5 separate regions of the Mus musculus genome follow, and regions 1, 2, 3 and 4 are each linked to region 5. The links are chromatin loops, found by intact Hi-C in ENCODE. Cell type or tissue: gastrocnemius. All regions are shown on one strand.

What was found. Peaks named below come from ENCODE experiments on the same cell type or tissue, not always from the same donor. Only the 100,000 strongest peaks of a DNase experiment are listed, where the experiment ranks them.
Region 1: a loop joins it to region 5, with 3 times the contacts of the local background. A loop is called at or near these places in 15 of 42 quality-filtered maps.
Region 2: it touches region 5 in a loop (5-fold over the local background); 25 of 42 quality-filtered maps call a loop at or near these places.
Region 3: it touches region 5 in a loop (5-fold over the local background); 29 of 42 quality-filtered maps call a loop at or near these places.
Region 4: it touches region 5 in a loop (8-fold over the local background); 28 of 42 quality-filtered maps call a loop at or near these places.

The regions. Positions count from the first base shown.
Region 1 is chr4:120,285,314-120,290,313 of GRCm38, forward strand. It overlaps Foxo6 (forkhead box O6), which reads right to left and starts at 1,948. Exons shown (of 2, transcript NM_194060.1): 1 at 1,526-1,948. The coding sequence starts at 1,939. In gastrocnemius, a CTCF peak has its summit at 2,606 (motif pointing left); DNase peaks (open chromatin) are centred at 1,528, 2,609 and 4,462; H3K4me3 peaks cover 4,792 bases; H3K27ac peaks cover 4,093 bases.
Region 2 is chr4:120,378,879-120,383,878 of GRCm38, forward strand. All of the region lies in intron 3 of Gm36574 (a long non-coding RNA gene), which reads right to left. Among named protein-coding and RNA genes, the nearest start is that of Gm36574, 16 kb to the right of the region's middle. In gastrocnemius, a CTCF peak has its summit at 2,331 (motif pointing left); a DNase peak (open chromatin) is centred at 2,355; H3K4me3 peaks cover 455 bases; H3K27ac peaks cover 746 bases.
Region 3 is chr4:120,366,681-120,371,680 of GRCm38, forward strand. All of the region lies in intron 3 of Gm36574 (a long non-coding RNA gene), which reads right to left. Among named protein-coding and RNA genes, the nearest start is that of Gm36574, 28 kb to the right of the region's middle. In gastrocnemius, a CTCF peak has its summit at 2,182 (motif pointing left); DNase peaks (open chromatin) are centred at 2,170 and 2,730; H3K4me3 peaks cover 1,268 bases; H3K27ac peaks cover 2,361 bases.
Region 4 is chr4:120,320,652-120,325,651 of GRCm38, forward strand. It overlaps Gm36574 (a long non-coding RNA gene), which reads right to left. Exons shown (of 9, transcript XR_868086.1): 7 at 2,003-5,000. Among named protein-coding and RNA genes, the nearest start is that of Gm36499, 10 kb to the left of the region's middle. In gastrocnemius, a CTCF peak has its summit at 2,780 (motif pointing left); a DNase peak (open chromatin) is centred at 2,756.
Region 5 is chr4:120,223,428-120,228,427 of GRCm38, forward strand. All of the region lies in intron 1 of Gm36134 (a long non-coding RNA gene), which reads right to left. Among named protein-coding and RNA genes, the nearest start is that of Gm36013, 35 kb to the left of the region's middle. In gastrocnemius, a CTCF peak has its summit at 2,211 (motif pointing right); DNase peaks (open chromatin) are centred at 599, 1,894, 2,203, 3,451 and 2 more places; H3K27ac peaks cover 1,855 bases.

The DNA of each region.
Region 1 (5,000 bases), 62 kb after region 5:
GCTTCTTGGGCCAGACTCTCTGTAAGGTGCCATGGGGACAGAAGAGTCCTAACACTGACACCGTCGTTCAAAAGTAAAGGAGGGAGGGAGGGAGCAGGAGGTAGGGCACACATGATTGACTCATGATGCATGCCTTAGGGCCAGGAAAAAAAAAGGTGGGTAGGTGGGAGTCCTGAGCTAGCTAACAAGTGTTAGGGAAGGCTTCTTGGAGGAGGCACTGGGACCCTGTGCCCTGAGGAGAGTGACTACATCTCTGGGAAGGAGTGGAAGGAAGGTGGACACAGCAGACAAGAAGCAGAGCAAGCCCAAGAGCAGGGCACACTTGAGAGAAAGTTGTATTCTGGTGGGAACTGAGATGTAGGGGACTGGAAAATGGAGGGGATGAGACTCAGGTCTACTTCTGTGTCTTGTGTTCCTGCCCCATAATGGTCAAGGAGAGCCAAAGAAGATGCCAGTGTACAGGAATCCCAAGAGCCGGGGGCTCCCAGATCAGGACTCCCAAGTGCATCTAGATCTGGCCATGGCTGCTGCCCCTCTCCTCAGATCTTGCTGCCAATCAACACCCCAAACAGCCTCATCTCTGGTCACAGACATGTCTTCCTCACAGTGACTACCTCTCCCACAAGAGGTCCCCTCATGCCTTTTCACCCCCAAGTGCATAGGCTAGCCCCATTTCCCAACAAGATGGACAGAGGAGGAGCTGGATCTAGAAGCTACAATCCAGTAAAGCCCCCATCCAAGTCTTCTCCCAAGATGGCTCTCCCCTTTCCACTGCCTGCCACTGAGGTCTCTCTAGGGGTGCCCCACTCCTTAAGTGCATCTGAGCCCAGAAAGCCAGGGAAGTGAGAGATAAGTTGCCCGAGTGGGTAGAAATAGACCCCCCCCCCAGACCTCAACACCATTCCCACAAGTCCCAGCAGGGAGCCTAAAGCACCTCCCCCACCCCATGCTGTACCAGGGAAGGGGCTGACAACTGCCCCATGAAGAACTCATCTCCGGTGGTCTGCCATGCTTTTCACCCCGACTAGGCTCCAGGATGAACTCTCAACACTATAGAAAGAATTGCATGGGGTTGGGGGGGGGGGAGGCTTGATCTGTTAGCACTCTTCACCATGGGGCCAGTGTCAGGAAGGCCAGGGAAGATTTGAGAGGGAAAGCAGACAGGAGCCCCGGGTCATGACTCCAGCTCTTTAAAGCAAGTACCCTGGTGGAGAGGGTAAAACAAGTCACACAAAACAAAGGGGGCTCCCTACTGTCCGTGGTCTGGAAATGAGTTATGCTATTATACGCTCAATGACAGGCCAGGGATAATCCTCTGGGATGCCTCAAAAAGGTATCCCCTGTCACCCTACCAGACCTCCAATCCCGCGCATCCTTCCTAGGGGACATGAATGAATACAGCTGCTGCCAGCATGCCCCCGCCTGTCAACTGACCTGCCCCACGCCCTGGGCGCGCACTCCATGACCCCTAGGGGTGTTCCAGAGCCCCCCTCCCTGTAGCCTGCCCGGAGCCCGGATGCCCCACCTTCCAGCCGGCCGAGCTGTTGCTGTCGCCTTTATCCTTGAAGTAGGGCACGTAGCGGACCATCCAGTCGTAGATCTGCGAGAGCGTGAGTCTCTTGTCCGGGGCGCTCTCGATGGCTTTGGTGATGAGGTCGGCGTAGGAAAGGTTCCCCCACGCGTTCCGTCGGGAGCTCTTCGCTTTCCGCAAGGGTCCGACCTCTGCGCCCAGCGGAGGCGCTGGGGCCATCGCTGGGGCCGTCGCCCTGCGTTCCGGCCCGCAGTCCTCGGAACCCTCGGCTACTCCTGCACCCAGCGCCCCGTCCTCGTCGCCGGCCAAGTCCGGCTGCGGCAGAGGCCAGGTACACGAGCGCGGCCGGCTCTGCGGCGCGAAGTCCGGGTCCACGTCCACCTGATGCGCTCGCAGCTTCGCAGCCATGGTCCCGCCCGGCTCGGGCGAGGCAGGGAGGGAGGCTCCGCGGAGGGTGGGCGCGCGGCTCTGGGATCTGCGCGCCCCGGGGAGGCCCGCGGGAGGGGTCCCTGGCGGCGCCGGCTCAACCGCGGGGCGCCATGGGCCGGGGAGCGGAGGCAGGAGGCTGGACAAACTGGCGAGCACGGAGGGAGGCAAAGACCCAGGCAGTGAGGGGGCGGCGGCCCGGGAGCCCAGCGGGCACACACCTCGCCCAGCCCAGCTTCTAGCACCTGCCGCCTGTCTGTGCCCGCAGCCACCACCGCCACCGCCGCTGCCGCCGCTCCGCGGGCGCCGGTCCCGCGCGCGGGCCCCGCTCTCCCGGGACGAGGCTGGCTTGCACCATGCCGGAGCCCGAGCCCGTGCCAGAGCCCGCGCCGCCGCCGCCCCGTGAATGCCGCCGCCGCTCCGGCTCCAGCGCCAGCTCCCGCGCCTGCCGCGCTCAGCGCCGGCTGCACCTCGGGATGGGCGGGGGACGGGGACGGGGCGGACCCGGAGCAAAAGGAGGCGGGGCGTGCTCGCCCAGGGCCGCGGAATCCTTGCTTACTGGGTGCCCCGCCTGCTGACTGTGGGGGGCGTGGAGCTCCCGCTAAGGGCGACCCCGCCGAAGCCCCGCACGCCACAGCGCCCCCTAGGGAGCAGGCGAGAAACGTCTGGCGCGGCCCCGCCCCCTGCCGGGCTCGGGGAGGGCAACGTAGGGGCGGATCCCGAGTGCTTCCATTGGTGCACAGCGGGGCTGCCCCGCCCACAACCTTCAAAGGATTCCTCCCAGGAGCGCGTCAGCAGGTTATTGTTACAACCCGGGGTTTCCCGGGGCAACAGAAATGGGGCGGGGCTCGGAACACTGGTCCCTCCCCGCTTCTACCATCCCCAGAAATGCCCCGCCCTCCTCTTCTGGACCCTTGACGTTTCCAAGTCTTCCTTCCAACAGCCAGACTAAGGGTTGATCTAACTCTCGTCTCTTTGTGCCATGGACCAGTCTAGGGAAAAGAAATGGTTTGATAATTCCTGGATTGTAGGCCAGGCGTTATACCACAACCCTACCTGTTCTCTGTGCAAATGGGGCTTCCTGGGCTTTTACTGTGCTTGCAAGCACAATTTTAGAGCATTGGTTCTCAAAGTTCAGTGTGTGGTAGGTTTTATCCTACAGAGGATTAAAACAGATGCCTGAACCCCGACCGTCGAGTGTCTGGCGGCAGGTCTGTGCTGGGGCCGAGACTTCACATTTCTAGCAAGCTGACAGGCACTAGGGACCTCACTTTAGGTACCACTGTCTTCCAGGCTGTGGAAGGTTCCCAAAGGGGCTGTTGAAACAAGTGCTCACCCCCAAAGTTAAGAACGGTTGGGGAGGAACTCACTCGTTTAATGGGTATATATTGAACATTTTCATTGTTCCTGTCTTCTTTCAGGGCTCTATGGTAAGAGCAGCAAATGGAGACAAATGAGGTCCCTACTGTATAGACTAGTAGAGGACTCAGATGTTAATCCCATCGTCACGTGACCTCAAAGGGAGCAGCTCCTAAGAGGTTATGCAGTCCATTACCTCATCCCAAAGGGTCCGGGAGGCTAAGTCTCCAGTCACCACTCCATCTGCCAGCCTATGCTCAGGCTATGCCGTATGCCTACAAACATTCCCAGCTGTGAGGCCTCCACCAAAACTCAGCTTAAACATCAGTCTAACCCTGGCACTTCTTCTAACTCAAACCCCCTCACATGCCTGACTATTCCCTGCTTGCCCAGATGCTTGCTGCCCTGCCAGCAAACCTTCATGTCCCTTTGGCACAGTCTCCTGTTTTGCTGATCAGGAAACTGAGGTCCAGAGTGGGGGAAGCAACCTACCAAAATTAACATGTCCAACACTAGAGTTTCCAAGTCTTAACCTCCTCCTGGCCAGTACCTGCTTCCTAAAGGGACTAGGGAGGTGGAGTTCTCTGGGCAGTAGAAGAGCTGTATTCTCACTAAGGGAAACAGCCTCCTCTTTAAAAACTTCCTTTCCTCAGATTGAAGCCCAGGGAGAGGATAGAAGTAAGTGAAAGCAGGTAGGGCTTTGATTGACAGGCTGGAGCTCTCCCAGGGGATGGGGGATGGAGCAAGCCCATTTTGCAGATGATTAACATCAGCCTGAGTCACGTCCCAAAGGCAGGGGTGGGTATGGGAACTATGTGCTACCCCCTTACATATACACATGCTCCAGGTGGTTCTGTTTAGAACCATCCAGGGCTGAAATCACTGCTGGCCCCTTCCCACAGTTCATAGATGCCCTTCTTGCCTGGGGAGTCAACACTGGCTCTACTTCTTGAGTTCCTTGGAGGCTAGCTTCTTGCCATCCTTGAGATCAGGCCTGGCTCTTAGTGTGACATGAGAGCTTGCTGGGGACCACACCATGGCTGGATGAAACTTAGCTGGGGGTTCTGGCACAGGCTGTCACTGCAGGGTTGGGAAGCCAGGTTGGCAGAAATGCCCAGAGGCTGACTCAGGATCTGCTCTGCCCCTGCCTGCCTAGTGGCCACAGCTGCTGTCTGTCCTGTCCTCTGGGGCCTATGTCTGGCACGGTCAGCTCCCTAACACACTCACTAGGGCACACTGACTTTCTTGTTCACTCACAGGCTTGTTCACTCCCTGCTTACACACACTCATCAGGAGGCAATCTGACCGTGATCCAAAGGAGTATGGCAAGTCATTTCGCTGCTCGGAGCCCCTGTTTTCTACCCTGCCGTCATGTATCACCATGATGCTGCCTTCCCAGGACGCCTGAAGTATGAAATAAGACTCTGAACAATAGTACCAGGCTCAGAATCAGTCCAGAAACGATTCTTGTTGCTCATGTGTATTTTCCCCGGCTCACATAGTCTCCACGGCTCATATGATGAGCACACACCTCCACTCACATTCACTGGCTCGCTTACCCAATGCCCTATATTCAAAGTCTAGTTACATAATCCTTATCTTCCTCTGGTTTTCTTAACCATTGGCTCCTCCCTCCCCTCCCCCATGCAAGCTCTCCAGCTCAGTGTCCTTTCACTGCGACCCA
Region 2 (5,000 bases), 160 kb after region 5:
TATATGAAAACAACTTCAAAATAAAGCCAAGAATAGGGATTGTGAGATGGCTCGGTGGCAGTGTGTTGGGGGCTCGCTGCCAAGCCTGATGACCTGACTTCGATCCCCAAGCTCACATAGTGGAAGGAGAGAATCAATTCCTACAAACTATTCTCTAACCTCCACAAGTACAATGTAGCACACACATACACACACGCACGCACTAAATCTAAAAAGTCAGTAATAGCAGTCATTCATAGCAATAATATTAGATTATAAATTAAAGATGTGTAAACAGCAAGCATAAACCATTAGAAAACACTGACAGTGATAAATAGGACATATATGTATACCACTTAGATAACCTCGGGAGACAGAATAAATCCAATTGAATATGGTAAACGGCAGAATTAAGTATTTGGAGGCAAGAATTGAAGATTTCACTTAGGATGCAAGAGTCAAATTATAGGACACAGGAAATAAATAATGTTCTGGGGAAAGTTGGTTTGTACATAGTGTCAGTGAACAGCCTACATTCCCCTGAGTGACCTAAGCAGTCATTTAGGACAGCATCTCTGACCACAAAGCCGTGCTCAGTTTATAAAGGGGAAAGCAGGTAGCCCCAGAAAAGCTGCTGGAACAGCAGAAGGCATCAGCTCTTGGCTAAATGCTTTGGTTTCCTTTGAACTGGTGGGATAGTTAGGTTCCATCTGGCACTGGGTCCTTTTAATGGTTTGAATGAAAATGGCCCCCAAAGGCTCATAGGGATTGACATTATTTGAAAGGATTAGGAGATGTGGCATTGTTGGAGTGGGTGTGGCATTGTCAGAGAGTGTCACTGAGGGTGGGCTTTCAGGTTTCAAGTGCTCAAGCCAGGCCCAGTGGTCACGCTGTCCACCTGCTGGCTGCTGATCCAACTATAGAACTCTCAGCTACTTTTCCAGCACCATGAATGCCTGCACGTTGCCATGTTTCCTGCCATGATGATAATGGACTATATCTCTGAACCTGTAAGCCAGCCCCAGTTAAATGTTTTCCTCTATAAGAGTTGCTGTGGTCATGGTGTCTAGTCACAGCTCCATAAAAACCTTAAGACAGTTCATAGCCTTGTCTTGTCAGGATAAGAGTCAGTTGTATCCAGCAATAACTTGCTCATGGCCTAATCTTTTGTTAGTCTTTCCTTCCTGTCTCATGGGACTTTTTAGCTGTGTTTCTTGGGTCCATCCCTTCAGTAAACTGCTTGCATGCAAATCCTTGTTTCAGAGTTTGCTTTTGGAAACTGGAATGGAGATAAATAGAAAAGAACCATAGCTTAACCAAGATGCAACTTCCTTCCAGAGTGGTCCAGCCTTATGTAGTGTAGGACTAAGACAACTGCATAAAGTCTTCCAGTGCTGCCCCTACTCCAGCCAACTCACACATCTTTCAAATAGAAAGAAACAGGCCAAGGGCCAACACACTCATTTGCATTAAAGATGTTTCTCCAAGGCTCCTGGTTGCATTCAGTCTAGAACTACTGAGAGTGTGGCTTTATTCTAAGAGGCCATGCACCTAATTAAAGGATAGATTTTATTTGCTAAGGAAAGTGAGGTTAGGTACTGGGAAGCAAGTAGCATTGTATGGCCCTAGCAGCTCAGGGATGCAGGTTGGAAAGTGCTATAGAGGGGTTCCGGAACGGAGGGATTGCCAGAGAAGCAAAATTAAAGCGGCAAAGACTAAGACTTTTGCAGGATTAAAGGGGGATTTGAAATGCATACTCAAGGATGAATGAGAAAAAGAAAAGTAAGTCTACACTTTGCCTGGTGAAGCCGTTCAAGGCCACACTTCCTCATTCTTCATGTGGATGCCCTGTGCTGAGCCACTCAGACTCTTGAGCAGTGACCGCTGACTTCTCAACTCTGAGCTCCATGATGTCCTACGAAAGCTTGAAATCAGCCACCACGGAGAGAGACTGCACATTATCCTCAAACACTACAGAGCTCCCCACTGCTGAGAGCACGAGGCTGTGTTGCAAGAGTGAGTCACTGGCTGGAAGGCATGAACTCTCTGGGATGAGTGTGGGATTTGGAAGCAGTGGCCTTGGTTGGAGCCAACTCTCAACTATATCCCGTTGGGAAATGATTTAACTTCTTCCACTCAGTGTGATACAAAGCTAGGTCTGAGAGGGTGGCTGTGAATACTTCGTCTGCCAAAAGTGTGCCTCCCCCTTCCCAGAAGCAGAATGGCCTGACTCACGGTCCCCAGAGACCCTCCCTTCTTAGAAGCAAAAGAGTGAAACCTCTGGCTACAGATTTCGCCAGGTTCCTGGTCTCTCCTCTTCCTGAAAGGTCTCTACCGCCACCTATTGTTCATCATTTGTTTCTGCAGGCCAGCCTTTCTGGGGAGAATTGCTTGCTCCTGAAATGGCCTTAAGAAGAGCACTCAGCTAGATGGAGCCAAAGACACATTAGCTGTCCTAACAGTCACTGTCTGGCCTGTCAACAAAGCCTGCTCCCTGTTGCCCTCCAGCTCCCGCTGTGTGCCAGCCTTGCTGTGCATCCTGAGAGCAGAGGGCAGAAGGCAGGGACCCGTGTCTTCAGCATTCATGCCCCTTCTGGTGCAACCATTCTAATTCAGTCCTTAAGATGCAATGTGCCCTTATTCCTTATCTGGAAAATGGAAGCTGAAACCAGGAAGTAACATTCATTTAAGGTTACTAAAGCTACTAGGTGAGCAATTGAAGTAAGATTTGGTTTTAGAACCTCTTTCTACAAGTCCAAGTATCTAAAAAAATTATTATTATCATTATTATTATTATTATTGTGTCTGTGGCATGTGTGTGCACATGTGCTTATGTACAGCACACAATATGGAGGCCAAAGGACAACTTGCAGATATCAGTTCTCCGCTATCTTGTGGGCTCTGGGAATTGAACTCGGATTGCCAGGCTCATTGGTAAGTGCCTTTACCCTTTTACCCCGTGAGCCATCTCTCTGGCCCAAGTCCAAGACTGCTCTTTTCCCCACAATTGCATCTATCACAAACTAGGCATTGAGATGCGCAGTGGGTCTATGTATTAGGCTCTTTTAAAATAAGGAAGCAAAGAGGTCACTAAGCAGGGTCAGGAGACCCACACCCAGGGTCACATTGTCTCATTAGAACTGGCGAGTAATCTTAGTGACCCTCAGTGGTATTCAACGTCACCAGGAAAAAAGGACCGGGTCAGATGGTCTCAAAGGTTACCATAAACATGTGGTTGTGACCTCCAAAGATACTGGCAGGATAAACCAGTCTTTGTTATTTCATAGATGTGCCACCATGGGCAAGTTATTCATCTTGGCATACATTTTCCTCTCTTCAAAAATAAGAACGTGAAAGTCTTCATCTGAAAGAACCTCTGCAAACTGTTTAGTTCCTAATAGATGGTAATTTGTGTTCATTTAAAAAAAATACATTGGGCCTGCATGCTACTTAATTCCTTTTGTTAAGCCACCGAGACTGACCACGTGAAAGCCTGGCTCACTACAGGCAGGGCTGTGTTAATTCCTGCAAGGTAAATCTGCACCACTATTGCACACAGAGCTGCAGACAAAGCAGCTGTTGAAGTCATCTGTTTGACATGCACATTCCTCATAAGATCACCAGGATTTACAATGTCAATAAAATTTGACATTCTTAAGACAAAGCGATCCCCAAAGAGCATTGTTCTACCCTAAGTTTCATCGTTTATGATACCTTTGCTATGTGGAAACTTAAATCCTAAACTGGGCTATTACTGTGAGGTCCAGTTTGTGAAGCTGGGACTACACTAGCCAGTACTCACAAAGACCCTTATTGTGTGCCAGGTCCTAAGTAGGTTTCCATATAACTAAGTTAACAAATGCAGTGTGAATTAGCAAAGGGACAAGATACTGGCTCCTCCTGGATCACAAATGACAGGTATCAGGCTAGGGAGATAATTTAATAGACAAAGTACCTATCTTGAAACCATAATGACCTAAGCTCTATCCCCAGAACCAAGATAAACAAGAGCCCGTGTGATGGCATGTGTTTGTAATACCCGATCTAGGGAGCTGGAGATAGGTGGATGGAGCTCTGGAGCTGCCACCAGCTAGCCTAGCCCACTTGGCAAGCTCAGGCCACTGGGAGTCCCTGTCTCAAAGCACTACGACCACAGATAATACAAGATGAAAAATGAAAAACAACAGCCGTGAGTCCATCTTCATGACTGCCCAACATTGCCTTTACATACTTGGAGATTTGGGCTCTACTCTAAAATTTTCTTTGCTTGGTAGGTGACATGATGATAGTGTTCTTCTGACCCATACCTCCATGGTCATGACATCTGAGATTGCATGGTGAACTCATACTTCAGACATCTTGACACTCCCCACCCCATTCCTTAGCAGGTCCTTTCTCCCAGACCATCTTCTGGCAGTGTTTTGTCTACTTTGCTAGGTTTACTTAGATACAAATGTGATGTCATTAGTATCTGCTTTTCACCTCTACTTGATAACTGTCCTCTAAACACAGACAGGGCTTTCTTCTTCTTGTTGCCTCCAAAACAAAGCACAAAAACCTGCTCAATAAATGTGTACAGAATTAACCCATCAAATGTACCAGAAATCACAGGCTTTACACAAATCTAGGCTTGCCAGATGAGGGAAGAAGAGCTAGCCACTAGGAGACCTTGTTGCTGCTTGTGTCTCAGGTTAAGCTGCTGTGTAACTGTAGAGAAATTGTATCCCCTCTCTGGGCCTGAGACAGTTGAGCCATATCATTTCTTATATTTTGGTTGTGAGTCTAGCCTTTAATGGCTGAACTCTCTCTCCAGCCTGGACCAGATCATTTCTAAGGTGTGCCTCAAGCTCCTCTCGAGGCATGGTCTTGAGGGACCCCTGCCTCAGGCACTTGGGCAGGCAGAGATGGAGCCACTGGAGGAAGCAGCTGGGAGCAGTGGCTGAAACTGGCCATCACCCAAGGGCAGAATGGCAAGATATAAGGCTGAGATGATGGGACTCCACTACTGGGAAGTGTAGTAT
Region 3 (5,000 bases), 140 kb after region 5:
GACAATATTTCATGTAGCCCAGGCTGGCTTCAAACTTGCTACACAGCCAAAGATGACCTTGAGCTTTTGATTCTTCAACTCCCAGCTCCAAAGTGCTAGGATTATAGATATGCATCACCAGGCCTAGCTGGGGATTGAACCCAAGTCTTATCGAATGATAAGCAAGCACGCCACCAATTGAGCTACATACCCAGTCCACAAAATGTTCTTTTTAGTAAACTTGAGAAAAAAAATCTCAAATTACTGATTCTCTGGTTTCACTGCATGTCACTCCCCATTTCTCAGTAAGAAGGTCTGGGAACCTCTGGTTACTGATGCAGCTCACCCATGGCTCTCCACCTGTGCATCGTCACCCCCACAGAGGTCACTATCAGATAGTCTACATATCAGATATCTGCACCACTAGTCACAACACTAGCAAAATTACAGTTATGACGTAACAACTACATAATTTTATGGTTGTGGGTCACCACAACATGAACTGAATTAAAGAGTTGCAATGGAAGGAAGGTTGGGAACCACTGACCTAATCTTTAACCCCTCACTGCTACAAGATGAAGAAATGAATGCAAGACAAACCTAACTTGTCAAAGAAGTAGCTTTCTCTATGGACTGCCTAGACTTTGGGATCAAAGATTTGCTTCAAAGCCAACCAAGGTACTATGTGATCACACGTAAGCAAGTCCCTGGGTTTGTGTGAGCCTCAGTTTCCCCACTTGACTGTTACCTAATCTGAGAATGGAATCAGACATAAATTTGATTATAATTTAGAATCTGTGAAGAGTGAGTTGCCACAATCAGTTAGCTATCTTGGCCCACGCCCTGTTATGCCTCCCTGGCTCTTGTGTTCTACAGGGACAAGAGTGGTCTATGGAACACTCACAGTTGCACAATGTGGTCCTCTGAGACTCATCTTCAGAGAGCACAGAAGTTCATCTGTGGTTGACAGCAAGCTATGAGTTACTCTACAGAGAGGACAGTAGAGTAGCTAGCACATGGCTGACTGAAGAGAAGCGGCTACTCTTTCCTTTCCCCTCACATCTTTTTCCTCTAGCACTGTTCTCTGAATTTCTTCAGTGGCAACTGTTTCCTTCCTTAGGGTTTGATTTTGGAAGAATCCCAAGGTCAGAGGGTCAGAGGGTTAGCAATGGAACCAAAGAGGGACACCTGCAGGGACACAGAGGGGAGGGCTTCTTTCCTGTTGGCCCATGCAAGCCTTACATGGCTTCCTCTGCAGAGGTAGGTTTGCATCTCCCTAAATAGGTGGTCATTGTGGAAGTTCAGAGAGGAGGACTCTGGCTTCTGCGGCAGCCTGTCATCTGTGCCAAGCCAGATGTCATAAACAGGATGACACAGCACCTATTCCACACCCCCATCCCTCTTAAGTGAGTGAAGCAGAGCCCTGCCTGCCTTCTGCTGCTTGCTGATGGACATAGGGGAGTTTCAAGGACAACTCAGAAGGTTCAAACTAGACAGTGACCTTGGCAGTATCTAGCCCAACTCCCTCCTTCCGCACTCTCCCTTATCTATAAGGAGAAGAAAGCCAGAGGGAGCAAGCACCACCCAAAGTCTCCTGACCCTCACCCCGTGTCCTAAAACTGCCCTGAGACACAGCTCTGCCTAAGAGGAGCTAACAACTCCTCTCCTAGGATTTCCTGAGAATAGCTACAGCTGTGAAGGAAAGAGAGTAAGCCTAAGAAGAGATGTAGGGTGGAGGGAAGGCTGCCAGCTAAGAGAAATGGACAAATCAAGGGATGCTACCCCACACTTTGAGCTCAAGGCCCTCCCTGCTATGGAGCCCTTCCTCAGCAGAGGCCAGCTAGACAGCCACTGTGTCTTTGGCTCCCCAGGTGACCAGGCAAGCACATCTGTCTTCAGCATCTTCATCTATGAGCGAGAATAAGTACTGTCTCATATCTATCCCAAGACATTCACCTTGCCTGTAAGGGCTATAGCCCACAGCAGAACCTGATAGCCATAGTGACAGAGGTGCTCTGTGCCACCAACTCCCTCAGGGCCCAGGGCAGGTGCAGAAAGGGTCTCTAGCTTAGGGTTTTTGCCTCAGTCTCCCATTAGATCCACTCTCTGGATCATCTTTGCCCCTCCATTTCCCCCAAATCTTCTAGCCTCCTTTAGCAGTTGCTCATGGGAGACTGAGCCTAGGAAGGTGCGCCACCTAGGGGCCCTTGGCTTCCACTGTAGCATGAAGGTACAAGGAAGGAAGTAGCAGGCAGGGTTGGCTCCATCTGACTTCTGGGCAGTTAAGAAAATTCAAAACGGGGAAAGTGGAAAATCAGACAGCAACAACACGACATAATCCAGACCAGATCTCAGGCCTTCTGATCTAGCAAGCTCTTCTTTTTGTCTCCGTGTTCCAAGGACATCTGGGTAGAGGGACATTCACCCATTAAAGTAAGAGTAAACGATACTCTTTGGTGGCACAGAAGTCCTTTTAAATCACTGGGAAATGTTCTCTGCTTGTTTCCATGAAGATTTGGAGTGGACTGGAGTAAGCTGTGGGTGGGAAAGGCCTGATGGAAACCGCAGGGGACAAACCAGGGCCTGGCTTCATCAAGGACTTGGCTGTGTGACTCCAGTTGCTGACCAGGAGAAAGTTCCAGAAAAGTAGCAAAGTGGGATCAACTTCCTTCTGTGTTCTGAATAAAATTTGAAAGCAAGCATGTGACTCACTTTCAAGCAACCACTGGGGCCATCTGCCCCTCCCCCACCAGTCTAGGACAAGAGCCAAAGTTCTTGCCTCCCTCCCTCCCCTTCCCTCCTCTCCCCTCCCTGACCTTTATCTTTCCCACCCCCATCCTCCCTTCCCACCCACTGTCCCTCATCTATACCCCCAACTGCTACCGGCCACCTCACCACTCTTCTGGACCCTAGGGGTAGTTTTTGCTTTGGCCTCTGCCTGCAGTACCTTCTGTGCAACCCTCCCTCCGATTGCCTTCAGGGTTTTAATTAAATGTCACCTTCTGGAGAGAGGTCTTCCCTACCTGAAGCTCAGCACCTGCCCGGCTTTCTCAGCCTTAGCATTGTTCTGAATGTACTTTTGTCTCCGTCCTGCCTGCATTCAGTCTGCCCGTTGCTGAGTTCTGAGCACAGAGTAACTCTCATTAAGTGTGTGGATGACTATTCAAGTAGTCATTCTAAAAAGAAAGTAAAAACAGAACGCTGACCTACCCCACAGACTGCCCTTGGAAACTCAGAAAACAGTTAACATGCAAATGCTTCATTTGAGAAACCCCTGCCTTTGAGCATTCACTGGTCCCTTGGGCACTAGGAGACAAGGGAAGGCATGGCAGTGCCCCTCACCCCTGTAGATAATGAAGTGGAAGCATCGCCCGCAGGCTCAAGGGCTGGAGGGGGGCCCACAGCTGGTCCGGGTATTGCTAAGAGCCCAGTCTGTAGGCTCAGCCGCTGCAGAGCCATCTCCTTCCCACGCTGCAGCTTCTGTGGAGTGGGGGACCTGGAAGCACTTACGCCAAAGCACTCTGCTGAAGTATTGTTCTTCGCATAAGCACAGCACTTAAGTGGCCACCCAGTCGGCTTTCAGAGGGCCATCTCAGGGGACAGACAGAGCCTTTCCTAACATGCGTGAAAGCTTATTAGGCACCAACTCTATGGCAGGCTAAGAGACCAGTCCGGGGCTGAGGAGACCAGCTGCTCAAAGCACCAGGGCTGGCTTCCCAGAGCAGAATCTGTCCTCCTGGGGGAGCTGAGGGCAGTGGGTGGACTTGGAGAGAAGTGGGGAGGTGTGGGCAGGGCAGCACTTGGGCCAGGTATAGAGAGTCTAGGACTGAATCCCAGCTTCTCAGGCAAGTGAACTCTATCTCCACTGGCCAATTTTGAGGGGCTAATTTTACCCTTCTCACGCACTGTCCTCTATGGACTAGTCTCTGATGCAGCTCCCAGCAAACTATGTTAGCATGTGTGCCCCAGGGGAGTTTTGCTTCCAGGGGACATTTGGCAATGTCTGGAGACAGCTTTGGTTGCCACCTCTGGAGGATGTGACTATCCAGAGATAGCAAATGCCAGAGATGCTAAACATCTCTTATGCTGCACAGCATCCCTCAAGGATTACCTCGCCTGAAATGTCAGTTGTGACAAAGTAGAAAAGCCCACCAGACCAAGTCCTAGAGAAGCAGGATATGTGCACATGCTGGAGTCTCCTTTACACACACACAGCGCCCAGGGTGTTGCCTGGAATTATATCCTTGAGTGCTTACTGATGGATGTGGACCAAAGCAGAAAGCCTCAGGGTCCACCTTGCTCTGGGCCTGTGATTTAAAACCCTCTGGTTTTATCCATCAGAGCGCACAGAACCTTCTCATTGACAGGCTGACAGATCTGGGGTTGGAGGTCAGAAGTGTCCTCAGGAAAGGAGGACTCAGGTCCTGCTTGTATGTGTTTCCATTTCTCCCTGAAGTTTCCAGCCCCTGCTATGCCTTTATACACCCCCTCTCAGATGTCTTGGAATTGGCCTGACATAACTGTGAGCTTAGTTCTCCACACACACCCTCTTTGAAGAGCCTTAGTGAGTCACTTTATTCTCCCTTCTCATCTGTAAACTGGCGCCATGATACCTGACCTGCCCCAAAAGCTTGTGAGCCCACACTGAGGGCTGGACTGGCATGGACAAGACTCTATCCTAAGCAGGACAAGTTGGGTACTTCAGGTTGGAGAGTTCTGATTGCAAGGGCCTGGCTAGACGGAGCAGCTTATGGGGCAACTCTGATTACCACGACCTGGTCAGGCCAGAACCACTAAAGATACCCCAGACACAGGGCCCAACCAAGTCAGCAGCAGGTAACCCTGATCTAAGACCCAGGCAGATGCTCAAGGTCTCTGAGTGGGGCAGCACTTGGCATATTCACTCACTCTTCTTCCTGTTGTGAACACTTGTGGCACATGTCATATTCACTGTTGTCCCCAGCAGAGCCCGACCAGATCTGCATCCTGTCCTAATGTCCTCACAGTCTTACTTGACACTT
Region 4 (5,000 bases), 97 kb after region 5:
ACACTCTAGAGATGGAAGCTGGAGGATCAGGAGGAGTTCAAGGCCAGCCTCAGAGCTCAAGGCCAAGTTGAGATATATGTCTCAAAAACGTTCTCTACCCTTCAAAAATGGAAATTAAGTTTATAATGTGAAACCCACCACCTGGGTCCTTTCACTGCTAAATTGTATCAAATGCTTAAGGACCAAACAGTAGCCATCTTCTCCAAATGCAGGAACTACAGAGGAAGGACTCTCACCCACTCTGTTTCTGAGGCCGGCACAAACCTGCTGCTGCTCATATTTGCACAGTGAACTGTCCCTGAAGGTTGTGAGTTAAAGCAGACTTCTCTTCCTGTCTGTCACTAGGCTGGGGTCAGGGATTTGGACAGTGGAGAAGGCCCATCGGAGTTCTACAGCCTCAGCTGGTGTGCCTCAAATTGTGGGGTATGTGACAGTCAAAGGTTCTGACTCTGTATCCTCTCCCTTCTCCGTAGGCCTCCTCTGAGCACCATGGTGATCTCTGGGTAGTTAGATCTCCATCACAGTTGAGTCTAAATCCCTAGAGGCCTGGAAGAAGCTACAAAGTTTCTTGTAACTAGCTTTGCTTGCTGTTGGCCAAGCAAACCAGTAAGGGAAGACAATTAGCCACCACTTCTCAGCAGGAAAGTTGAGCATACTTCCCGTGAAAACGCTGATGACATCACTAAGAAAGAAGGCTACCAGTCAAAATCACTCATGAAAAAAAAAAGTGTGATGCTATTTAATAAAACAGTTATCAAATCAAGTCTCTACCGATTCATAAAAAGCTGATAGCACATTGTTACTGTGTCAGTCAGTTGTTCCTTATTGTGACAAAAACAAAAAAGGAAAACAAGAGGAGAGAGGCAGGTTTGGGCTTAGAGTTCCAGAGGGCTCCGATGGTCCACCAGTTGTAGGCTATGGGCCTTTGGTCAGGCAGTGTGTAGCAAAGAAGACTTCTTATCTAACAGCATCCAGCAAACAGAGCCAGAGAGGAAGAGACTGGGGGCAAACACAATCCCAAGGGTGTACCTTTGAAGAATCCAATCCCTTCAACTAAATCTCACTTCCTAAACATCTGTGGTGGTGAGTTTTACATCACCTTGACACAAACTGGAGTCATTTGGGAAGAGGGACCATCTACTGAGAAAATGCCACCACCAGATTGGCCTGTACTGGATTTTTTTGATGGATGATTGATGTGGGAGGACCCAGCTCTCCCTGGGCAGTGTCACCCCTGACCTGGTGGTCCTCTAAGAAAGCAGGCTGAGCAAACCACAGGGACCAAGCAGCACCACTCCATGGCCTCTGCATCACTTCTTGCCTCCAGGTTCCTGCCTTGAGCGCCCTACCTGACTTCTCTCAGCGATGCAGTATGACCTGAGAACTCTAATCTGAAATAAACCCTTTCCTCCCCAAGTTGCTTTTGGTCATGGTATTGTCATAGCTTCATCCCCACATTTCTAAGGATGCAACTTGCTCCAATACTGATAACCTTACCATAGATGAAGAAACTGAAGCTCAGAGAGACTCGGTAGCTTAGCCCCTGCTGCACAGCAAAGTAGCTGGAAGAGCTGGCGCTCAGATTTTCCCCTCAATTTATGATCCACCAACAAGGGCATCAATTTCAGAGATTAACAGCTGCAAATGATGGCATCAAACTGGCTGCCCCAGCAGCCCTCCGAAGTGCATCTCCAATTCAGGTTTATCTTCATTAAGCAAGTAATTCATTACGGGCGGTAAGCATTCACATCAGAGTGAGAATATTAAAAAAGTAATTATATTTTTCACAGTGCAGCTTTCTGGGTAAATTGTATGCAAATTGCTGTCTAAATCAGGCTGGCAGATCCCAAGCAAGTCTCTGTACTCTTTGGGGAGATACTCTGGAGGCTGGCCTAGTCACCCCCAGTTCACCGCTGTGAGTGTCCAGCCCAGTGCCTCTCACTCAGTCAGGGAAGGCTCAGAGCTGTTGTGTCACAACTCTAGCAAGCTACAGTTTTCTCACCTTGAAGTGGGCTCCTCCTTGGGATGGACAGTCTCTGGCATGAGGCCTGCCTCACGTGGGTATGGTAGACAGGTCACTTTGGAAAATGGAAAACCTGTCCAGGAAGAACTGCAAGATGTAACAGTAAAGTGTTGGCACCTACAGGCTGGGTGGGGGTGGGGCAGTGACCGGAGTGGAGCACACTCACCTTACCATTGACCTCAAGTTTACCACTTCTCCTCGATGGACTCTGCTTGATACCCAGCAGCACTAAGTCAGCTGTCGAGCACACACAGCCTCATGGGGGGAAAAAGCCCAGATGAGGATGGAAGCAACTCAGAATCACACATTGGATAAGGAGCCAGGACCCAAAACCCATGTGCTACTGATACCCATGGTCAAATGGGTGGCCCTTCAAGACCTGCGGGGTCTTGAACTTGAACTTGAACCTGAGAACTGCGTCTATCTGGAGCAATCTGCTTGATCCTGGGCTTGGATCTGCACAGGTTATTTTCCATCTGATCTTCATTTTCTCCATGTGTCAGAGGAGGCCACTTGACAGTTGAGTCTCTCTGGACCCCTTCTATGGGACTTTCTTACTAGGTAGGATGTCAACTTCATCATTTGTGTTCTTCCAGAAAAGGAAAAATCTGAAAAGAAACCTGGAACTTCTCAAGAACCTAGCAGTAGAAGCATCTGGGCCTGGACTAGGGGGTCTTGGTGCCAGATGGAAGCATACTTGGCCCACCCATGGGACACCAGCTGAAGGTAATGGTTTAGGAAGATGCACAGCGCCCCCTTGTGATAGGGGAACCTGTTACAGAGTCCCAGCGATCGATTTAAAAGGGACCACGCAATTCAACGCAAATGTACCACATTGGGACAAGGAGTTATGCTTAGGACCATGGCCATACCTGCCACGAAAGTCATTAACAACCTAACTCTAAAGCCCATGTCAGACCATCTATACCCATGGTCATACAAACTGAGCCAGGTTTGTCCAGACATGGTTACATTAGTTATAGTTAATCACAACAGAGCCCTGGGTGGTAACTGCCCAGAGGAGTACGCCACAGTCATATTTGTCCTTGGTTGCATCTAGACACGGACTCTGCTTGGGAAACAGATGCCTCTCTTTGTGCCAGCTCTTGTTATACATCCCTCAACTGTGCAGACTCTCATGTCCTCACTGTTGAGAGAACTGGAAGCCTGACCACCCCAACCAAGATAAGGGGTGCCCAGCCACTTACATTCGCACCAGCTTCTGTGTGTGGCCAGCTACTCATCACAGTTGCATCATACCCCTGAGATTTTTTCTAATTCTCCCATTTTGTTCTGGTTCCTTATTGGAACATACAACCTTTAGAGAAGCTCAGGCAGGCCTACCCTCACCTGCCTTGATACCACTGAGACATAGCCCAGGCCAAGAACTACTGCAAGTCTGGCCAATCTGCCTTCTGTATCCTTTGCTGAGGCTGGGGCTACAAGGGTTTAGGACTAAGAATATACTGTGGTGATTTCTTCAGGCTGTGAAAAATCCCCTCCAGGCTTTCAGAGCCTCTTCTGGCTGGCCCTCCCTTAACTCAGCTTTCAAGAGGAATCTCAAGGCTCCAGAAGCCTTTTATCACTGTAACTACCAGTGCCAGCCCCTGGGCACAGCCATAGCAGTGCCTTGATGCAGGAGTTCAGAGTCCAGAGATGTAATACTAACATGGACCCATCTATTCTCTGTGGACCGTGATTTCCCCTTCTATGCAGTGCGGTGAGTGGAGTGGAATAGGGATCACTTCGGATAGAGCTTCAGAGACTCTCCAGATACATATTTATTTATTTTTTTAAAAATGTGTATGTCTTTGTGCCTTTGTGAATTTATGTGCACCACCTACATGCAGGTGGCTGCAGAAACCAGAAAGCATTGGATCCTCTGGAACTGAAGCTATAGCTATAGGCAGTTGTGAACCACCTGACTTTGGGTGCTAGGAGCTGAACCCAGGTCCTGTAAAGAGTAGTAAGTGCTCTTAATACCTAAGCTTTCTCTCCATTCCCCGAGCCACTTATTTATTAGACCTAAACCCCATATAACTTTCATTAAGGATGGAGGCAGCAGGCCAGACCCCTCTCTCTGAATATCTTTTCTGGTACTCTTCCTCTACCAAGAGCTGCAGAGACAAGCCCCACTGGCAAAACGAGGGTGGACACAATCAGAGATGGCTCTGGGTACACGGTGTGTCTGGCATCCCTGTCTGGGTCTGGAGCTTCCGTCCGCACAAACCTTTGCTAAGTCAAATCTAATTCCCTCCTTTCCTGACATGTAGCCTTGGGCTTGAAGCTTTGCGTCACTGAGCCTCACTGTCTTCGGCTGCAAAATGGAGATAACAGCCTGGTTACAGGTGGTCATGGGGATACTTAAGATACAGTCTGAGAAAGGACTGACCCAGCTCCTGGCCTGAGGATGTGTGGGTGGGTGCCAACAGGTATCTCTGCTTCCTCCCCCATCAAGCCTGCAGTTACTCAGCTAGCCCAGGAGTCCTGCCCTCTATAGCCTACAGGCCTGCAAGGAAGAGCTTAATCTGAAAGGAAGAGGACAGAATGGGGAGAGCAAGGAGAGGAGGGGATGTGCGTGCAGAATCAAGGCGAAGAGCTTAGGCTAATGGAAGCAGATTTCTTCTCTTTCCTGCCACGTCCAGGGCACCCCAGGACTCTGAGCGGGCAACTATGTAGTGACGGAGAGAGAAGGGGAGAACAACCTACTCACCATGGATAGTTCGGGTCCTAGCTTCTGATATAACTGGTCAGGGAACCAGAAAGAAGAAAGTTCTCTACAGAAATGCCAGCATCCTCTCTTGGGACAGAATGCTTATGGCCTCTCAGAGTTCCTCATGCTTTGGCAGGGCACCCTTTGCTCTGCTAAGTAAAGCCTGCCTCCCTGGACATTCTGTGTTGGTTTCAGCTTTGTCCTCTAGACTGTGTGACTGCATCTGCTAGACAGCCCCAGGACATGCTGACCAGCTAGGTGCTC
Region 5 (5,000 bases):
ACAGGAGGAGAGAAGGCCTTCACCTTCAGAGGAGTGTACCCATTGGCCACCATAGGGACTGACCCAACCTGGATCTGCCATGTGGGGGCCGTCTAGCCCCACTGGACCTGTAAGGAAGCTGGGACTCCAGGGAGCCTGGATAAGCTATGCAGTCAGACAGGGTGTGCCTAGGAATGTTCATGATGTCTTTCTTCACAGACTCAGTAGGCAAGGTACCAGCTGGGGGTTAGAGACCTCAGTTCTCTAAAAGACAGATGGGATCCACTTGACTTTCTGTTCTGCAGTGGGGAGGGACCTAGAAGAGAGATGCCAGGCTGTGGGCAGGGGCCACAATACTGGAAGGGGGAAGTGTGTGTTTTAAGGTCACTATTAAGAGGGGTATCGTGCCTGGGGTTTATCTGGTATTCCCCAGGGAGCCTGGGTAGAGGTAGATAGGACGGAACCCAGCATGCCCCCAGTCTCCTAGAGACACCAAGTGCCCAGGCCTGAAGGCGAGACCCAGGGCTTGTGACTTAGGGTTTGGGTGGGGCTTGGGTGGAGCAGTGTGCAGCCACTGCCTGCCAGGCCTTTCCTGAGCCTTCCCTGTCAGCTGTTGAGCTGGGTGCTAGCCAGGCACCCTGGGGGAAGTTGGGTGTGTATGCTTATGTGTGTGTGCGTCACTCTGAGTGAGCGACATGGAACACCCAGTGTGTAGCAGCCCTGCCGGTGCCAGTCCAAGGCTGAACTCCCTGGCCTCTCTGGCAATTCTTCTCTCCCACCTTAGAGACCATATCCCACACCAGGTCCACCACATGCTACCTCCCGTTCACCTTGCACCCACCCTGCACCTCCAGCCCATGCCCTGGCCAAACTCTGAATTCATTACCCCTCAACTAACAGCCCCCTGAGGCTAGAATACCACCACCATCACTCAGGACCACTGCTGAGTCCTCATTATCAGTCTCACTAGCTGGGATATCCCCTGCCTCTACCAGAAACATCACAAACACACAAATACATATATGCAGATACACACATACACACACACACACCAGTTCACATATATATGTACACACAAATGCACGTGCCACTAAATACATGAAATAACACACATACACATACCATATGCTGCACACATAGACACACATATGAGTACACACATAAAACACATGCCTTACCAAGGGTTGGTCGAGGAGAACTTTCCAGAATCCCATGCTGGCCAGACTGAACCACTTCTTGCCCTTTGTAAGCTGGCCTCAAAGCTATAGAGCCTTGGCCTCCTCACTTCACTGAGACCAAAGGAACAGAACCGTTTAAAATGGTAGCATCAGGCCTGGGTCTAAATGACCCTCATGGGTCATTTAGTTACTGTGTAGCTGTGGCTGAGTTACATACCTCTCTGGGCGCTTCCTCTGTAAGTGGCTAGCGGCCCTCAGGAACCTGAGGGGCAGCACAGAGCCTACACCATTCGCTACTTGCTCGGCCTGACAACTTCTGCATCCTGTTCAAACAACATTTAAATGCCACAAGCCTCTGATAACCTACTGCTGGTTCTTATGAGCGCCAGTGATACCCTGGGCACCCATTCTACATTCTTTCTCTGTTCCGGTGCTCTTCGGTGACCATCTTGTTAATAGGAAGGATGCTAATTATGTTTGATTAATGAATGGATGAAGCAGGAGCCCCTGCAGAAGAGTAGCATGTGGTCACATGAGGTACAGATACACACACACACACACACACACACACACACACACACACACACATCTCTGGGAGGGAGGGTATGTAGGCCCCAGATTCCCAGGTATGAGGCTGCAGGGGGCAACCTCTAGGCCTGACCCTGGCCACCTGGGTGGCAGAGTTGCCAGTTGCCAGCTGGCAGCCGGCAGCCCAGCAGAGTCTGAGCCTGGCAGTGCTGCCAAACGCCTACTCACACCAGCCGCTCATTTCCTGGGCCTACCCACAAAGCTAGTGGGCAAGCTGGGTCCAAGGCGGCCCTGAGGTGCCTTGCCAGAAAGAGAAGCCTCGGGGAGGATAACCTGAGGAGAGGGGAGAGGAAGGAATAAACAGAGAGCCTCTACCTCTTATCCCCCCAGGCACAGCCAAAGGTCTGTCTAACCTCTGATGTCTCTTCTGTGCCATTGAGGATCAGGAATGGGTAAGAGGTTAAGTGTCCCTCTGCATTGGGGAACTGAAGTCACCCCCAAGGAAGCATGTGAGAACAGGTGTGGCCACAAGAGGGCGACCAAGCTTCACCCCACAAGGAGCAGAGCTACAAGGCTTGCCCCTGGTACTGGACCTGGGCACAAAGGAGACAAGGCCAGAGTTGGAGCTTGAGGTTGGGCACAATCTACTCATGCTTGTCCCCAGCCAAAGCCATTACCCACACTGTCTCTTTTCAGAAGGTGACAACACGGTGGCTTCAGCAACAGAAGCATCTGAACCAAGGAGCTATTCCTCTTAGGAACTTTACAAGTGAAGAGAGTAACTCAGAGAGGTCAAGGGGTTTGCCCTGGTCACACAGCAAACAGGAATTCAGTGGGTTAGGCCTCCATTCTGGCATTAGTGAGGAAAGCAGGTCTGGGGCCTTACCAGCACTCACAAGCTCGGAGAAGGAACAACGACAACAACATTAACAGCAACACCGTGATTACAGCTCTTTCAGGCCCTTCTCTGGGTAGTTTAGGGTAGGAATAATCATGAGAAGTAGCCACAGGCCCTTTGTGTATCTCCCATGCCTGTCCTCCACAGACATCTCCTCACCCCCGCATCATACCTCAGCCCCAGCCTGGCCTCACCCCAGAGCAGTGCTTCTCAGCCTTCCTAATGCTGCAACCCTTTAATATCCTCATGCTGTGGTGACCCTCCAGCCATAAAATTATATTTGTTCCTACTTCATAACTGTAACTTTGTTACTGTATGAGTTACAATGTAAATGTCTAAGTTTTCAACTCCCCCACCAAAGGGGTTTCGATCCTTACTTAGGTCAAGCACTGCTGTCCCAGAAGTCTCCACTCCACCTGCAGTCCCTCAGCCTCTGCACTCTGCCTAGCTGTACCTTCTCAACGCCCATCCCCCTCGCCCTCAGACCACTGACTTCCATTCTGCCCTCTGGAAACTGGCCTTCAATGTTGACACATGCCAAGCAGGGTACTTCCTTCCTGTCCAGTCAGGAGGTCGAGAAGCCTCTATATAGCCAGAGTCTTTGGGACCCACCCTGGCTCCCCAAAGTTTCCCACCCACTTCAAAGATCCAAGCATGAGACAAACAAAACAGCCCACTTCTGTGGAACCCATGCGACTCCCAGCCCTGAGATCCATGCTTCCCTCTCCACTCCCTCTCTTTGTCTCCTCACTCCGTCAGTAAATGTGTCCCCCTCTGTAGATAACCCAAAAATCCTCCCTCAGCTACTCCAGCTCCGGCCAGCTCCAGCCAGCTCCAGCCTGCTCCAGCCAGCTCCAGCCAGCTCCAGCCAGCACCAACCAGCTCCAGCCAGCTCCAGCCAGCTCCAGCCAGCTCCAGCCAGCTCCATCCTCTACCCTCTCAGACTCTTTTCCACCTGCCTTTTGTGCCTGAATATTCTACCTTAAATTTGCTGTGACAAAATTAGGCCTCCCTGTTCTGCACAAACTTATTCCAAAGTGCCCGAGATACACCTAGTTCAAACTCAGGGTTCAGTGACTCTGAGGTCCGAGAGCTCCTTCTCACCCTTTCCGGGTCTCTAAGGTGGGAGCGTTGGGAAGTCTTCTTGCACATTACCAGAGAGGTGCTGATTGTCACCCCAAGTGTTCTGTATGCAAACACTTCCAGGAGCTGAAGGCACAGGCATCTGGTAGATGCCTGCAGGCCAGCTTTGGTAAATTAGTGCCACCCAGGCACACTGGCAAGCAATGATAGCTCCTCCTCCCAAGGCTAAAGAAGACCTCAGCTAGGAGTGAGGACAGTCTTGGCTCTCCCTGGCCCATGGGGGAGGGGACAGGATCCCTTAGCCACCTCTGCAGTGTTATTCAAGCAGCTCCCAACCCATCTCTGCTCTGACTGCCTCCCTCTGGTGTGACGTCACTGTGCCTTACTCAAACAGGTAAATCCAGGCCTCTGTGTGGGCTGTCCTTGACATCTTGTCATCCTTTGGCATAGAGCCCAGGGTGGGCATGAGCCACCACAGGAGGGAGTAGAGGACCAACACAGGCCGTGTGGGCCATCTCTGTAAGTCCTTCATGCTCCATGTCAACCATACAGCCCCCATCTTTTTGTCTTTGTGTGTGTGTGTGTGTGTGTGTGTGTGTGTGTGTGTGTGTGTGTTGGGTGGGGTGGGGAGGTGAGACTGGATGTCCTGTCTGCCACTGTACCTTTAACAAATCCCTACCTCTCACCTGCTTGGCCGATTCCGAGATCTTGGATCGTCACTTCTGCCCACACATGTGCCCCACAGGGCTTTGGCCCCCTCCCTGCTCAGGGAAGGCCCACTCCTGCCCATGGCCCTGGCTGCTTCCTCGGTGCTCCAGAGTTGACAGAGAACAGTGCAGGCAGCAAGTTCAGCTCTGTTATTTCTCCACCTCAGTTTCCCTACCCTTACTGTAAGGATGAGGTGGTTTGGGGCCCAGGCAGTTAACACCACACCTCACAGCAAATACAGGCATAAAACAGGGCTTTGTCAAGTTTGGATCATTCAGAAGGTGTATTCTATCAGCCCTATTTATTGCAGTGAGTAAATTGAAACCCAGGTACCCAGTAACTAAGGCCAAAGAAGTCTCAGGTCGCAGAGCTAGGGAGCAGAATGGAAAGACACAGGGACTGGGGATATGGCTCAGACTGTCTCTGCAGACCCCAAAGGGATCCAGATAGAAGTGGGATATGTCAGGTTGTAGCTCTAGGGCATGAAAGGAAGAAGGGAAGGGAAGGGAAGGGAAGGAAGAAAAGAAAAGAGAGAAGGTGAGAAAGAAGAAAGGAGCAGAGCTGCAGATGGGGGGAGGGCAGGGCAGAGGTGAGGACAGGCACGGGGCAGGCCCGTGATGCTGGGG